Linked DNA regions of Homo sapiens: region 1 is linked to region 2. The links are chromatin loops, found by intact Hi-C in ENCODE. Cell type or tissue: heart left ventricle. All regions are shown on one strand. Links, peaks and the distances in the headings refer to the core of each region. The heading gives the core; the rest is flanking DNA.

The links. Peaks named below come from ENCODE experiments on the same cell type or tissue, not always from the same donor. Only the 100,000 strongest peaks of a DNase experiment are listed, where the experiment ranks them.
Region 1: a loop joins it to region 2, with 13 times the contacts of the local background. A loop is called at or near these places in 8 of 110 quality-filtered maps.

Annotation. Positions count from the first base shown.
Region 1 is chr16:46,743,466-46,752,167 of GRCh38, reverse strand. It overlaps MYLK3 (myosin light chain kinase 3), which reads left to right and starts at 3,824. Exons shown (of 13, transcript NM_182493.3): 1 at 3,824-4,451. The coding sequence starts at 3,975. RefSeq lists an enhancer at 4,038-4,887. In heart left ventricle, for the core only: no CTCF peak of the experiment used is centred there; DNase peaks (open chromatin) are centred at 3,247, 3,797, 4,972 and 5,217; H3K4me3 peaks cover 4,362 bases; H3K27ac peaks cover 6,415 bases.
Region 2 is chr16:46,796,642-46,805,343 of GRCh38, reverse strand. It overlaps C16orf87 (chromosome 16 open reading frame 87), which reads left to right. Exons shown (of 4, transcript NM_001001436.4): 4 at 2,274-8,702. The coding sequence ends at 2,392. Among named protein-coding and RNA genes, the nearest start is that of C16orf87, 30 kb to the left of the region's middle. In heart left ventricle, for the core only: a CTCF peak has its summit at 3,703 (motif pointing right); no DNase peak of the experiment used is centred there.

The sequences.
Region 1 (8,702 bases), core at 191-8,190, 53 kb after region 2:
GGGAAGGGTCTTGGGGCCTGGTGCGTGCTGGCCCCACCCTAGGGTGAATAGAGGTCAGCCTGTCTTTTTCCGCGAGAGGATCCGCTGCCCTGTCCTTACCCAGGAAAGACAAGGGGTTATTGTATTTGCTGCTCTGTCAATCCAGTTCAGCTACCTCTTCTCTGGTCTTCTTTCTCTTGGCTTGGGGGGTCAATGCCTCCCCATCCTCTGGGCAAGCACCATCACCCAAAAACTGGCCAAGCCCCCTGCTGTGTCCTGTGCATCAGGGAGAGTTAGAGAGAAGCATCCCCGCAGGAAATCCATGTGCTCCAAACTCATTTCTCCTAAAGTGAGAATGAAAGAGGTTAAAGCTGGTCCTTCTGGCTACTCCTTTCCACCACAGAGGCCCCAGGAACTGCCTGCAATATGTTCTAGGCTTTCTCCCAGAGGGCCCCGGAGCTCCCTGGAGCTCCCTTCCCGGATTGTCAGGGTTTCCTGCCCTGTGCTCACTTTGAGGCCTCCTCCTTCCACAGAAGTCTCAGGACGGTCTGCTCAGCCGCCTGCTGCCTCCTCCTTAGCTCATTCCTCCATGTTGAACACCTGCCATGTACCAGGCGGCTGGTGCCTCCGGGAATCCAGGCCAAGCCCAAGAGGCTTGGTCTGCCCTCAGGGAGCTTCCAGCCGCAGCCACCTTCTTAGCAAATGAGCTACCTTGTAAACTTGTTGCTTAATGAAGACATGACAAATCCTTTTGTAATTTAATTCTTTTTTTTTTCTTTTTTGAGACAGAGTCTTGCTCTGTCACCCAGGCTGGAGTGCAGTGGCACCATCTCAGTTCACTGCAACCTCTGTCTCCCAGGTTCAAGTGATTCTCCTCAGCCTCCTGAGTAACTGGGATCACAGGTGCTCACCATCATGTCCTGCTAATTTTTGTATTTTTAGTAGAGATGGGGTTTCATCATGTTGACCAGGCTGGTCTCAAACTCCTGGCCTCAAGTGATTCGCCTGCCTTGGCCTCCCAAAGTGCTGGGATTACAGGTATGAGCCACCACGCCCGGCCTCAGATAATTCATGTTTGTTATAGATACATGGCTGGGGTATTTGGTGTTTTCCTCTGGATTCATTTAGACTTTGAAGTTATCTTTCTGGCTTTATTTATTTATTTGTTTTATTTATTATTATTTTTATTATTTTTGAGACAGAGTTTCACTCTTGTTGCCCAGGCTGGAGTGCAATGGCGTGATCTCAGCTCACTGCAATCTCCGTCTCCTGGGTTCAAGAGATTCTCCTGCCTCAGCCTCCCAAGTAGCTGGGATTACAGGCATGCACTACCACACCCGGCTAATTTTTTGTGTTTTTTTAGTAGAGATGGGATTTCACCATGTTAGCCAGGCTGGTCTCGAAATCCTGACCTCAGGTGATCCACCTGCCTCGGCCTCCCAAAGTGCTGGGATTACAGGCATGAGCCACCACAACCGGCCTATATATTTATTTTTGAGACACAGTCTTGCTCTGTCACCAGGCTGGAGGGCAGTGGCGCAATCTTGGCTCACTGCAACCTCTGCCTTACCAGTTCAAGCAATTCTCCTGCCTCAGCCTCCCAAGTAGCTGGGATTATAGGTGCACGCCATCATGCCCAGCAAATTTTTGTATTTTCAGTAGAGACGGTGTTTCACCATGTTGGCCAGGATGGTCTCAATCTCTTGACCTCGTGATCCATTTGCTTTGGCCTCCCAAAGTGCTGGGATTATAGGCGTGAGCCACTGCACCCGGCCCTTTCCGGCTTTATTAACCCAGGACTTGCCTGGTTGCTGGTTCTCCAGAGATCTCCACAGCAGTGGCAATAATAAAGTCTCTCCTCCAGAGACCAGGGTCTGCCTCTCTTGTCTGGTGGGAATTTTATTCCACAAAAATTATGGGCACCAGCTGGGGAGAGGCACAGGGGCTGGGTGTGTTAGACTTCTGAGACTTCTCTAAGCAGCCATTTCCCAAAGGTTGGCCCAGGGAGCCCCGATCTGCAGGGAAGTGCTAAGTGTGAAGTGTCAGGAGAGCCCCCTGCCCTGGTCGGGTGGGGGAGTCTTCTGTGGCAGATGAGGTCCTCCTGAGGTGCACGGTGAATCCCCAGAGGGACTGGAACACAGGGTTACCCCTCAAATTTCCTTTTCCAGGGAGACTTTGTTTATTTGTGTGTTTGTTTTCAGTGGCGGTGAATATAACAGACCCTGCTCTTTCTAGCATGTTCTGGGTCATTCCACCAATGACACCCAGGGCTGTGCTCTCAGGAATGGGTTTGGATTTCTCTGTGGGCTGCCCAGGGGCAACTATCGGGATAGAAGGGTAGGTAGAGAAGGTTGTGGTCAAGCTGCATTTGCATAGCAAGCTCACTGCATTGATAGGTTAATGGTCTAACATAGCAAAACCTCTAATGGTGCTTTCGTGTATTTATTTATTTTGAAGACAGGGTCTCGTTCTGTTGGCCAGGCTGGAGTGTAGTGGCAGGATCAGAGCTCGCTGCAGCCTCAAGCAATCCTCCCGCCTTAGCCTCCTGAGTAGCTAGGTCCACAGGTGCGTGCCACCACGCCTGGCTTATTTTTTGTAGAGACCAGGTCTCGCCATGTTGCCCAGGCTGGTTTCGAACACCTGGACACAAGCAATCCGCCTGCCAAAGTGCTGGGATTACAGATGTGAGCCACTGCATCCGGCCCTAATAGTGCTTTTAGATTCCAAATGTCCAGGTCAGTTTTTATCATAATTGCTTTTATTCAGAAGGGGGAAGCTTGAGGGGGACACTAAAGCCCCCTCCCTTGGGGGCAGCCCTGCCCATGGCTGGACCATCCTCAGGAGGCCGTGTGCCTGCCTGGGCCACCTTGGGCAAATGCCCCTCTCTGGGCTTTGCCCTCTGCCCACGGGGAGCTGGATGGAAATGGTGTAGGTCAGACTGCTCCGTGGCGTCCTTGGGACTTTAAGGGGCTCCCTGTGCCCCACCTCGGGGGTAACCTTAGCATCTCTGCTTGTGTCTGCTTTATTGACTGATACTTCTGTAAAACGTTTTATTTGAACCAAGGGCTTATAAGGCAAAAACGTTTGTAAACCACAGGAAACACAGGCCTGTTGTGCTCTGGGTCCCTGCTAGTCTGTTTCAGTATGGAAATTGCATGTCTGATACCTGCATAGTTGTTATTGGGGGAGCAGGTGTCTCTGGTGAGTGTCCCCCTGAGGGCCCTGTGAAGAACATGGCCCTCGGGACAGCGCTTGGCAGGTGGCCAGGGCCATTGCCCTCAGTTCTATTTTTAGGTACAAGGGACTAGTCACTGAGGGCTCCGGTGGGGAGGGACCTGCCGGCCACCCCACAGACAGTCTAAACACATGTTCTGAACGCTGGTGTAGTAGGGGCACCTGAAGTTTGTTTTAAATTTGCAGAAGCATCAAAATTTTCATCATGGCAGAAGTCACAACTTTGCTGAGTGGTCTCACATTCCTTTCTGTCTTGGTCTTGCTTTTTATTGTGACTCTGATGTGTGTGGCCTCAGGGCTCTGGGCCTCTAAGGACCTTCCTCCGCCCTGGGATCCCTCCTGGAGCCCAGCTGGCAGGTGCCGTTCTCCAAAGGACCCTTTCCTTTCCTCCGAACCATTAGTTGCATGAACCCTGCTGGCTCTGGGCAGATTCTTAACATATTTGCCCATCAGCAGCCTCTCAGAGAGGAATGTTAAATGCTGCCGTGATGTCAAAGGGGCCCCAAGGAGAAGGGCCTGGGCTGACCTCGGCCTGTCACTCACAGGCCCGTGTAGGGTGGGAGATAAGCAAAGCAAAGGCACAGGAAGAACCTGGGCCTCTGCGCTCCTCACACAGCCCAGGCCATCGTGGAGGTTGGTGCTGCCAGGAGTCTGTCAGCTACGGAGGACAATGACCTTGCAGACACCACCGCCTGAGTGAGAACCAGGGGTCTGTGCCTCTCCTCATTCCCCGCTCTTGCCCTTGTCAAGCCTGCACCAGCATGTCAGGAACCTCCAAGGAGAGTCTGGGGCATGGGGGGCTGCCAGGGTTGGGCAAGACCTGCTTAACAACCATGGACACAAAGCTGAACATGCTGAACGAGAAGGTGGACCAGCTCCTGCACTTCCAAGAAGATGTCACAGAGAAGTTGCAGAGCATGTGCCGAGACATGGGCCACCTGGAGCGGGGCCTGCACAGGCTGGAGGCCTCCCGGGCACCGGGCCCGGGCGGGGCTGATGGGGTTCCCCACATTGACACCCAGGCTGGGTGGCCCGAGGTCCTGGAGCTGGTGAGGGCCATGCAGCAGGATGCGGCCCAGCACGGTGCCAGGCTGGAGGCCCTCTTCAGGATGGTGGCTGCGGTGGACAGGGCCATCGCTTTGGTGGGGGCCACGTTCCAGAAATCAAAGGTGGCGGATTTCCTCATGCAGGGGCGTGTGCCCTGGAGGAGAGGCAGCCCAGGTGACAGCCCTGAGGAGGTTGGTTCCTGCTTCCCTGCCCTGGCTGGATGGGAGGCCCCGGCCCTGGTGGGAGACTGGCCAGGCAGCCAGTGTTTGGAGAGCTGGAGGCATGGTGTCCCCTTCCTGTGTGACCTGTTGATGGGGAAAAGGAGAGCTGGAAACTTACAGGTCATAGGTGGATTTCCAGTCCGGACACTGCCTGCCATTCTCCCCAGGGAAGGGAAGAAGCGGGGCTCTGGCCAGGACTGCAGGGTCTTGGCAGCTCCAGGGAACCTAGCTGTGGGGGACACGCTGGCGGTTTGGGAGGGAGGACCACCACACTTCTCTGACACCCCCGTGACTGCCCTTCTGCTCCTTCACACATGGGGTGGGACAGGCAGGAGTGGCCAGTTTGTCCTGATGGAGCCCTGCTCAGAAACCCACCCGCCACCTCCTGTCCCCAACCTTGAGCTTAGCTCCAGAGGGAGTGGAGAGTGCAGCTGCCTGTGGGGAGACGAGTGTTGACAGTGACCCAGGGGGACAGCAGGCAGGAGCCGGAGCCTGGGGGTGGAGGGTGGCATTCCTGGGAGCGGCTGTTCCTAAGAGTTGCATAATCAATCCTGCAGGCTAATGGAAGCTTGGCTGCTGGGAGAAGGATATGGGGGGTGAGGTCTGTAGAGGGAACACCCTGTTTGGGGACAGCTAGGGGTCAGCCACTTAGCAACACTCAGACAACCTGGAGCCACCATTTCAGACCCCTGCAGTGACTCACCAGCCTCTGGCAAGAGATGAGCTGGGGTCAGAGGGGTCCGTGCTTGACTCTGTGTCGGCTGCCTGCCGAGGACAGGAGCATGCCTCCCCTCCCCGCACCAGGCCAGAGCTCCCCTGCTGCCCCTTCCCCTCCCTGCCCTGCAGCTCCTTCAGAGCTGCCCCTCTCCCTAGCCCCCGCTGTCTGCACCGTGCCTTTTCTGAGGACTTGGCCTGCAGGGCAGTGTGACCCTAACAAAGCCCGGCTTTAAAAAATAAAATTATGCTGGGTGCAGTGGCTGATGCCTGTAATCCTAGTGCTTTGGGAGGCCGAGGTGGGAGGATTGCTTGAGGCCAAGAGTTTGAGACCAGCCTAGGCAACATAGGAAGACCCCGTCTCTACAAAAAATAAATAAATAAATTTACCAGGCATTGTGGCACAAACCTGTAGTCCTAGCTACTCGGGAGGCTAAGGTGGGAGAATTGTTTGAGTCCTGGAAATGGAGGCTTCGGTGAGCTATGTTTGTGCCAGTGCACTCCAGCCTGGGCCACAGAGTGAGGCCCTGTCTCTTAAAAAAAATAAAGAAATTTAATTTAATTATAGTCAGCCCTCCATATTTGTGGGTTCTACATCTGCAGATTCAATCAAATCTCGGATCAAAATGTACTTAGTCCTATGATGGTGTGTCCGTACTGAGCATGTACAGGTTTTTCTTTCTTGTCATTATTCTCTAAATAATAATACAGTTGTTATACAATAGTATAACAACTTCTCATATAGCATCTACATTTTATTAGGTATTATAAGTAATCTAGAGGTGATTTAAAGTGTATGGGAGGGTGTGTGTAGGTTACATGCAAATACCATGACATTTTATATCAGGGACTTGAGCAGCCATAGATTTTGCTGTGGAGGGGGCCCGGGAACCAATCCCTGGCACATACAGAGTCACGACTGTAAATAATAAAATAGATCTAATCAATAGCTTTAACAAAATTAATATGCACATAGTAAAAAAAATCATGTAGAGTAAAGAGCATACATCTCCTTCCTATTCCATCCCCCAGGCCCCAGAACACCAATACCCTGGCCCCCTAGGCAAGCGTGGATTCTGAGTTCCTTTGAATCCTTCCAGATAGAGGCTGTGTCTACAAGCCTCTATCTGGAGCACCCTTTTGTTTGGTATCCACAGCACCCTTTTGTTTTGTTTTGTTTTTCCCACAATCTGTAGCACCAGAACTGCTTTGTTGTTTTTGTTTGTTTTTGAGACGGAGCTTCACTCTGTCACCCCTGGAGTTCAATGGCGCGATCTCGACTGACTGCAATCTCCACCTCCTGGGTTCAAGCGATTCTCCTGTCTCAGCCTCCTGAATAGCTGGGATTACAGACGCCCTCCACCATGCCCGGCTAATTTTTTTGTATTTTTAGTAGAGATGGGGTTTCACCATGTTGGCCAGGCTGGTCTTGAGCTCCTGACCTCAAGTGATCTGCCTGCTTTGGCCTCCCAAAGTGCTGGGATTACAGGTGTGAGTTACCGCTCCTGGCAGAATTGTTTTATTTTAATTCAAATGTTATTCACATTGTCCTGGCCCCGATTTCTAATTTTTTACTTAATATATTTTGGGCATTGATTGATGTTCATATCGTTATGAATATATCTGGGTACTCCCTTTGGGGGCTGTGTCTTCAGTTGTTAACCAGCCCAGATCCTCGTTTGTTTCTGTTGTTTCTTATTTTTAGCAACTATAAATAAAGATGCAGTGAATATCCATAGATGTATGTCACTGAACACAAGTGTGAGTTTATCTGCATGTTACACTCCTGGCAGTGGAAATACCAAGCCAAATGGTAAATTTATACAGATAAAGGCAAGTCAGCCTTCAAAGAAGTTACTCCAAATCAGTCTCCTACCATCAAGGTGTGGGAATGCTTTTGATTCTTTGCCTTTCTGGTGAATGAAAACGGGAAATTATTGTGCATGTTTTTTTTTTTCTCTTTTCCCCACCCACTTCCCCCTTCAGATTATTTTAAGGAAATCTGAGATGTTGGATCATTTCTTTCATAAATGTTTTAGCATTTATAGCAAAAAGATAAGGGCTCTTTTAAAAAACATAATCTTGATACTATCATCACACCTAAAAAAGTGAATAACTTTGTTTATTTATTTTTATTTAGAGACAGGGTCTTACTACATTGCCCAGGCTGGTCTTGAACTCCTGGGCTCAAGCAATCCTCCTGCCTCAGCCTCCCGAAGTGTTGGGATTATAGGCACGAGCCACTGCACTGGGCCAAATGATAACTTTTTAGTGTTACTGAAGTTCAGTGTTCAAATTTCCCTGATTATCTTATACTTTAAAAATATTTTAGGCTGGGCGAGGTGGCTCAAGCCTGTAATCCCAGCACTTTGGGAGGCCGAGGTGGGGGGATCACCTGAGGTCAGGAGTTCGAGACCAGCCTGGCCAACATGCTGAAACCCTGTCTTTAATAGAAATACAAAAATTAGCTGGGCATGGTGGCGCATACCTGTAATGCCAGCTACTTGGGAGGCTGAGGCAGGAGAATTGCTTGAACCCAGGAGGTTGGAGGTTGCAGTGAGCCAAGATTGCACCACCATACTGCAGCCTGGGCAATAAGAGCAAAAACACCATCTTAAAAAAAAAAAAAAAAAAAAAAAAAAGCTGGGTGTGGTGGCTCACGCCTGTAATTCCAGCATTTTGGGAGGCCAAGGTGGGCAGATCACGAGGTCAGGAGTTCGAGACTAGTCTGGCCAATATGGTGAAACCCCCGTCTCTACTAAAAATACAAAAATTAGCCGGGCATGGTGGCGTGCACTTGTAGTCCTAGCTACCCGGGAGGCTGAGGCAGAAGAATCACTTGAACCCGGGAGGCGGAGGTTGCAGTGAGCCAAGACTGCACCACTGCACTCCAGCCTGGGTGACAGCGAGACTCCATCTCACAAAAATAAAATAAAATAAAATTTACAGTTTATTTGTATCAGACCCAGATAAGACAATTATTTATATGTCTCTTAAAGCTAACCTTTTGAACTTATGAAAAAATTTTAGGTTTTTATTATGGAAAATTTCAAATATAACCAAAGCTAGTTTTGGTTTATGTCTCATAGTTTTGATTTATATTTATTTTACTAGAGGACTGAACATCACTCACAGGTTTGAAACCTTTTGTATTTTCTGTGAACTGCCTGCTCATATCTTTTCCCCCTCTTTCCTATTTTGTTTTTTTGCCTTTTTCTTATTGATTTGTAAGAGCACTTCATGTATTAATGAAATTAGCTGTTATACGTGTTGCATGAAGGCATTTCTGGGTAAGGGAAGTCATAGAGCTTCCTCTTTTCTGAGTTCTTGTGCCATTTCCCGTCTGTCCTGCCCCACTGGAACTTGCTAGATTTCTCCTCTGGTCCTGGCGTTTAATAAACATGTTAGGAATGTCTTTAGGTTTGGTCCAGGCTCCCCATCAGGCTGTCGGCTGCTGATTGGCCCATTGACAGGAAGCCTCTGCTTCCCTCCGTGTTCTGAGGCCAG
Region 2 (8,702 bases), core at 235-8,234:
GAAGAAAGGTTCCAGAAACTATAACAATTGAAAAGAGATGGAAAAAACAGAATGGAAACCTTAAGAAATTTAGAGGACCAGTATGAGGTCTGACATCTGTAAATAATTAAAGTTTCAGATAAGGAACATGGAAGATGGAGGAGAAGGAAGTCATCAACGACTTTAACAATGACAATTATTTATTCAAGAAAATTTTTCCAACCTGAAGGACATTGAGTTTCTTTGTTAAAAGGGCCTACAAATTCCCAGTCTAAAAAGAGAAATGATGGTTAAAAAGAGAAATTATACCAGAGTTCGTCATCATATCTCATATCTTTGGTTAAATAAAATTTTTCAGGTTTTCAGAAAAAAGAAAAGCAAAATGATATTGGAACTAATACAATGCAATATTGCCCAGCAAAGAACAAACTACTGATATATGACTAGCATCAATGAATTTCAAAAACATGTTGAGCAAAATAAGCTAGGCACAAAAGAGTACATACTATATATGATGCCATTTATATGAAGTTTAGGAACAGACAGAATGATTCTGTGGTAATAGAAATCAGAACAGTGGTTGCTTGTAGGTGTAGAGAGGGATTGGCTGGAAAGAAGCATGAGGAATTTCTGGAGGAAATTTGTTATATGTTGATTGTGACATGGGTTACATGTTTGTATATGTTTGTCAGAACTCCTCCAGTTGAACACATAAAAGATCTGTGTATTCACTATATGTAAATTTATCATTGATTTTAAAAATAACTATAAAAAAGGTATTGGTTTTCTCAACAATGGCACCAGTAGTCAGAAGACAGTTTACTGCCTTCACAGTTCTAAGCGGAAACCTACAAGTCTATACTCAATCAAACTATGAATTAATGTGAAGGTAGACTAAAGATATTTTCTGACATTCAGGGTCTCAAAAAATTTGCTACCAATACTGCCTTTCTCAGGAAGCCCCTACAAGTTACCTGCTACCAAAATGAAGAAATAAACCAAGAAAGGATCTTTGGATTCAAGACAAAGGTGGGTCCACCCAACTCTAGAGATGAGAGTCTCCAGCATGATGCTGATGAAAGAGCACAAGATGATAATTTTGCAGTAGGCCTAGAGAGCAATCATTTCATACTGGAGCAGGTTGGAAGACTTGGAGCGATTTCTTCAAGAAGATAAAAATGATAAAATACCTGATACGTGTAAACATCCTGAAAAACAATTTATACAACTAGGAAAGACATTGGGTTGAGTTAGAAATGAAAACTAAGCAAGTAAAAAGAGAATCACTTCAGGGAAAACAATGTAAAGGAAAAGTGAAAAATCACTTACCATAGGCATAATAATGTAATCACTGAAAACTGATGTTACTAAAGTTGTGATTTAATTATAGTGAGAAGATGAGGGATGGGCAGAGTGTTTATTGGGGCAAGAGATGCAAAACAGTGTAACCCTTATTTTCCCTGGTGGAAAGTGAATCAGTAATGCCTAAAACCCTGAAGTAGCATCTTGTACAAATGTTACTTAGAGATTTGTTTTTGTAAAAGCAAAAAGGAACAACTGAAAAAAAAAGTCACAAAAAAAGTAGTTGCATTTGGAGAGTGGAAAATGTGTATGGGGCAAAGGACTTCTGTTTTTTTTTTTTAACAAGTTTTATAAAAATGATTTGATTGTAAATTATATGCATTTAACTTTGATTAGACTGTCAAAACAAAATAAACAAAAATAGAATCAGGGGATCCTGAAAAAGTAACTTGGAAGAATATACACCAAGATGTTAATTGTGATTTTTGCTGACTCATGAGATTACGAGTGATTTTTATTTTCTTTTTCAAATTTTCTGTGAACTTGGATTACATTTGTAATCGAGAGGGGAAAAATAAAAATAAATGTCATTTCCTGTATAAGAAGATGAAGATGAATATGTTAATGTATTCATAAAGTCACCATTGATGTTCAGAAGGGGACCATCTCTCAGAGTGAATTTCGTCTAGCAGAGAAAATTCATTTTGATTGAGACAGTGAGGAGATAGAAATGTATGAGATTCTTAGAAAAATTATGTAGCTGTTAGAGTGCCTGTGTATAGAAATAAATATTGTCTTCATTTAATCTTCATTTCAGTAACTCCTTTGTATAATTTAAAAAACTTTTTAGTTCAGTAGCATAGTAACATTTAATGTATATTGTAGTATTATATATAATACTGTCATTTAAAGAAATACTTGAAAGCTTTAAAAAATTTAAATTTACTGCATCTACTGCCTTTATATTAAACTTTCCCTTTTTCTTTTAACAGAGAAACAGGAAAAGGAAATTGACATCTATGCTAACCTGTCTGATGAAAAGGCTTTCGTGTTTTCAGTCGCCTTGGCAGAAATAAATAGAAAAATTATCAATCAAAGACTTATTCTCTGATACTTGTTTGCAAAATCTGCTGAAACTTCTGTCAGGATAACATCAGCAAATTCTCAAACAGTTATGGACTCTCAGGAGCATTCTGACTGCATCAATAAGGGCCATCGATTGTTTCTTTCTCGCCTGTCGTTTAGCCTGTGCCACACTTCGGGAGCAAAGCTGTGTAGGCTTGGACTGTTCTGGGATTTCCTTGTTTACCAAGGAGTATTGTCAGTGTTTTGTGTTTGGGATATAAGTAAGTGTATTTGCCAACAACAAAAAAAAACCAACAAAAATGCTGGATGGATGTTAAAGGATAAAAAGTGATGGGGTATGGGGTAGGTATGAAAACTAGGGTAATAAGATGCTTGATTGTTTTCAGGTTTGCCACCAGAGATGCAATATTTTAAATACTGTCAGAAAGAGTGATTTTTAAAAATATATATTTCAGATTTTCAGTGCTAACAGATTGCATATATACAGTTCATTTACTTTTATTAAATTGGCAATCGATATTTTATTGAATGGGGAATTAAGAATATAAACTGTAAATTTTGTCTTAAATTGATTTTTTTTCTTGGCCTTTATTTTTATTACTTAAGGTATGAGTTATATTTTAGGAGATACTTTCTAGACAGTTTGAAGTTTGGGTGCTATATGAAGAAAAACATTTAATGATATACTCAGATATAAACACCTTGTTTTCTTGAATGTAATTTATTTATTAGCTAAAAAAAAAAAACAAACTGCTCTCAAGATGGTGCCTGTTAACCTAAACATGAAATATATTTATTACATGCAAAATATTTCTTAGCCACTTTTAAGCAGTAATGTTTTATCTGAATGGATATTTGTTTCTATATCCTGATAATTATTTAAATTGTTACTTTCAATCTGGAAGAAAAAATAAACCTTAATATTGAAACTAAGTAGATTAAATAGTGTGATAAAAGTTTTTTGTTCTGGTGAAGTTTGTGAAATATATTTAAATTCTTAATTTTTCTAGTGTTAAGTCATAATCGTTTATAGTTGATTTATATTAAATGCTTTTGCATTTTGGCATATCAATTTAATGATTAACATATTCAAACTTGGTAATCACTCCCCTTATTTTCAGTCGCTCTTCCCCCAATCTGTTTAGAAATCCTTTTAAAGCCTTCTTACAGAAGATAGTCATCAGTTAGATTTAGCCCCCTTTTAAGAGAATCTCCCTTTCAATTTTAGCCGTAACATTATCAATTTCAGACTTCATCCTGCATCTCCCATCACCTCCTCAAAGAAAAAAGGTCAACATTTTTTCCTACTTTATTTAAATGGTAACCAGCAGAGGGAGCTTAAGAGGTACTCTAGATAGGATAAAGAATTTTCCTAAGGATTCCTTTTCCTTTAATCCCTGTATCTATCTGCAGGTACTACTGCAACTATTTTGTATGCATTTTATTTATTTATTTAGGAGACAGAGTCTTGCTCGGTCGCCCAGGCTGGAGTGCAGTGGCACTGTCTCAGCTCACTGCAACCTCTGCCTCCTGGGTTCAAGTGATTCTTATGCCTCAGCCTCCTGAGTAGCTGTGACTAGAGGCGTGCGCCACCACGCCTGGCTGTTTTTTTTTTTGTATTTTTTAGTACAGATGGGGTCTCAGCATGTTGGCCAGGCTGGTCTCAAATTCCTGGCCTTAGGTGATCTGCCCGCCTTGGCCTCCCAAAGTGCTGGGATTACAGGCATGAGCCACTGCACTCAGCCTTGTGTGCGTTTTAGAGTCTTAACTAGTAGTTTCCCCAATAATGTAATGTGATTTTATCTTTGAAACATACTGTAAGGAAACTTTTGATTTTAAGTAAAAAAGCTTAAAAATGATTAATATCTAAAAATGCTTGTATACATATATATGTCCTCAGAAAAAGCAAGAACAGCTTGTGGAATAAGCACGTCTTTAAGGAATTATCGATGTCAGAGTCTATCCATTTAAAGCTGAAGACCATTACAGGAAAGTCATGTTAAAATATTCATTGGATATGGTAAAGGAGGTACTGGTGGCTGGGCTGGAGCTTGCCGTATAGAAAAGTAATTACTTCAGATCTCATAATGTTAAATTATTGGCTTATTTAAAAATTTCCGTGGCAGAGAGGCAAATTAGGTTTCCTCTGTGACATAACCTATTTAACCAATTTTTCAAAAAATTGTACTCTATGAGCTTTCTTGTTATAAAGCTAAAAAATTTAATTTGTCTAGGCATGTTGTAATGGTCCCAGAAAATATTACTTTGTCACTGGTGTCAGAGAAACCTCTGTCATCAGCAGATGTCCTAAGAGTATAATTATAGTTCTTTACTTAATCCAAAATTTGTTCTGCTCTGATATCTATAAATGATATGATTATTCAAAATACCTTGAAATGATTCCACAATTAGATTAGGTCTGTTGAAGATAACTTATTCTTAAATATGAGTAAGATTAAATAAAAGTAGTTTGAGAGTTGTTACTCCCTGCCTCAACTCCATGGTATTCCAAAATGTTTTTGTGGGCACTTTAATACTTGTAGTTTGATTTTGTTTGTTAGTTTTAGAAATGAACATTTCTTAGATTTTCATGGGTATTTTTTGGCTGTATTTAAATGTAAATGATATAAAAGTAAGGGAAATTGTGCAAATTATTTCTTGTGTAGTAATCAGTGGAAGTGATCAAACAGCTTGAAGCAGTTTATGATGAGAAAATTTAAAATTGCAAATGACCTGAAAATTTAGCCAGTCTATTCTTATTTCTTTAAATTTCAGAAATACTTAAGAAAAAAAAAAAAAAGGTCAGTATGACCTCTGAGTTGCTTCCTAAAAGTAATCAGATAGTGTTCTCCCTCAGATAAGATTTCAAATTGAAAAGTATTTGACTTCTTTAACTCTAGTAATTGCACTTGATTCTCTAATTCTGATCATTAAAATGACTTGGCAATATTTAATTTTGGCTTGCCTTTCAATCTGCATGTTTGTCTTAAATTTAGAAAAATTAAGCTCTTTACTTACTTTTATATAAAGTATTAATTGGCCAGGCATGGTGGCTTACACCTGTAATCCCAACACTTTGGGAGGCCAAGGCAGGAGAGTTGTTTGAAGCCAGGAGTTTGAGACCAGCCTGGGCAACATGATGAGACCGCGTCTCTACAAAAAGTAAAATTAGCTGGGTGTGGTGCTTCCAGCTACTAGGCAGCTGAGGCTAAAGGATCACTTGAGCCCAGGAGTTCGAGGCTGCAGTGAGTGATGATCTTGCCACTGCACTCCAGCCTGGGAGGCAGAGCAAGAAACACCCTGTGTGAAAAAAGTATTGAATTTGTTTGATTCCACTTTCAAAATATGCTCTAGATACAGGTAGTCATTCTGCCAAATTGTGTTCTTCTCTAAAACATTTTGTCCGTCATTCTTTGAAACTCATTCTTAATTATTTCCACTTTACCTTCTAGTTTGGTTTGATGCCTTATATTCTTGCTAGTTAAAAGCATTTTTTCCCTAGTATTTTCTGTCTTTCTAGCCTTTAAGGCATATTGTTGTTAACAAATCTCTTATTTAAGTTAATTAAAGTTTTTTCTGTGCAGCTGGGTTTTTTCTTTTACTACATGACAAGCTTCATTTTTACATTTGGAAGTACATGTATATATGTTTATATATTTTTATTCTCAGGATCTATTTTCTAGGGAACTATTTTTTTAAATTATTCTTTTGTGCTGCCTTAACCCATTTATTATAGTTTGAATATTAGTAGTACTTACTACTCAAAGATTACAACTATACTAATAACTATCCTAACATACAAAGCAGACTCTCCAGGATTAAAAGTATGAGACATATAACAGAGTCTGGAATAGAATAATTCTTTTTACCCCAGTCAAGTATTTGCCTTTTGCATTATTAAGGAATCTGTTTTGTTCTTTTATTGATAATTTCTATATTTTTTTCTTTGCCTTATTGCACTGGTTGGGACTTTTTGCCTTGATCCAGTTGTAGGGGGGAAACATTCAGTCATTAAGCATTAAATAACTTTGTTGTTGTTGTGGGCTTGAAAAAATACCCTTTAGTAGATTGAGGGTAGACTCTTTTATTTCTGCTTGTTGGAAGTTTTCTGTCAGGAACAGATGTTGAATTTTGTCAGATGCTTTTTCTGCATAATTGATAGGACCTTTTTTCTCCCCTTTAGAATGTTCATATGGTGAAACATACTGATAGCTTTTCTTTTCTTTTTTTTTTGACACGGAGTCTCACTCTGTCACCCAGGCTGGAGTGCAATGGTGCGATCTTGGCTCACTGCACCCTCTGCCTCTTGGGTTCAAGCTTCCCTCACCAGCCTCCCAAGTACCTGGGTATACAGGTGTGCATCACCATGCCCGGCTAATTTTTGAATTTTTAGTAGAGATAGGTTTTTACCATGTTGGCCAGGCTGGTCTTCAACTCCTGACTCAGCCTCCCAAAGTGTTGGGATTACAGTCTCGCTCTGTCGCCCAGGCTGGAGGGCAGTGGTGTGATCTTGGCTCAATGCAACCTTGCAACCTCTGCCTCCCGAGTTCAAGCGATTCTCCTGCCTTAGCCTCCTGAGTAGCTGGAATTACAGGCGCACGCCACTACACCCAGCTTCTTTTTGTATTTTTAGTAGAGATGGAGTTTCACCATGTTGGCCAAGCTGGTCTCGAACTCCTGAGCTCCGGTGATCCACCCGCCTTTACAGGCATGAGCCACCGTGCCCGGCTGCATTTCTCTTTTGTAAGAACCTGCTCTGGTTTATTGATATTTTGCTGTTTTTCTGTTTTAAGTTTCATTAATTTCTGATCTTTAGTATTTTCTCCTTTCTTTGCTTTGGGCTTATTTGCTCCCTTTTCTAGCTTATTGTGGCGGAAGCTCAGATCATTGATTTTAAAATTTACTTATTTATTTATTTATTTATTTAATTCAACACTGATCAGAAGGCTTTTTGTGCTTTTCTAAAAAAAGCATTTAATGCTATAAATTTCCCATTTGCTTTATCTCACAAATTTTATTGTGTTGTAATTTTGTGTTCAATTTAGAATATTCTGATTTTTCTTGGTATTACTATAATTTTCAAATATTTAGAGTTTTTTTCAGTTATCTTTCTGTTACTGATTGTAATTTATTGTTTTTTAAAATTATAGTTCTTTGAATAGTTTTGCAGTATTTGCTCTAGGGATTACTATAAACATACTTCACTTTTTACAGTTCACTTAGAAGTCAATATTTTACCAGTTCAAGTGGAATGTAGAAAAATCTTACCACTGTTTACATTCCTTTACCCTCTCCCCTTTATGTTATAATTTTCTTATAAATCATAAGACTTGGCTGGGCACAGTGGCTCACCTGTAATCCCAGGACTGGGAGGCCGAGGCGAGCAGATTGCTTAAGTCCAGGAGTTCGAGACCAGCCTGGACAATGTGGTGAAACCCCAACTCTACAAAAAATACACAAAATTAGCTAGGCGTGGTAGCATGTTCCTGTAGTCCCAGCTACTCAGGAGGCTGAAGTGGGAGGATTACTTGAGCCCAGGAGGCAGAGGTTGCAGTGAGCCAAGATCACTCCACTCCACTCCAGCCTGAGTGACAGAGCTAGACACTGTGTCTCAAAAAATAAAAATAAAAAATAAGACTCATCAGATAATGTATTTTTTCCTTACAACTATCATAGATATTTTTAAGAACCCAAGAGGAAAACAGTCTATCACATTTACCACAATATTTATCATTTGTATTAATCTTCCTTAATTCTTGATGTTCCAAGTTTACATAGGTATCAGTCCTTTTCATCTGGAAAATTTCTTTTAGTGCAGGTCTGTTGACATTTAATTCTCTTATTTTTTCTTCATCTGAGAATGTCTTTATTTTGCCTTAATTCATGAAAGATATTTTTGCTGGATATAAACTACTGTGTTGACAGTTCTTTCAGCCTCCATGGTTTCTGATGAGAAATGTGCAGCCATTAAAGTAATATTTCCCCTGTATGAAACATGTTATTTTTCTCTGAGTATTTTCAGGAATCTTTGTCTTTGGTTTTTATTGGTTTGATTATGATGTGCCCGGGTGTTTGAATTTATTCTCTTTGGGATTTGTTGAGCTTAAATGTGTAAGTTTATGCCTTTCATCAGATTATGTAAAGTTTTAAACCATTCAGATATTTTCTGCTCTACTTTCTCCTCCCTCTTAGGCTCCAGTGATGCAAGTGTTAGACTCTTTGGTATTATCTCACAGATCTCAGAACCTCTGTTCATTTATTTTATTTTAATAAATCATTTCAGTTAACAAAATCATATATTGTATGCAGCATGATGTTTCAATATGTATGTTCAC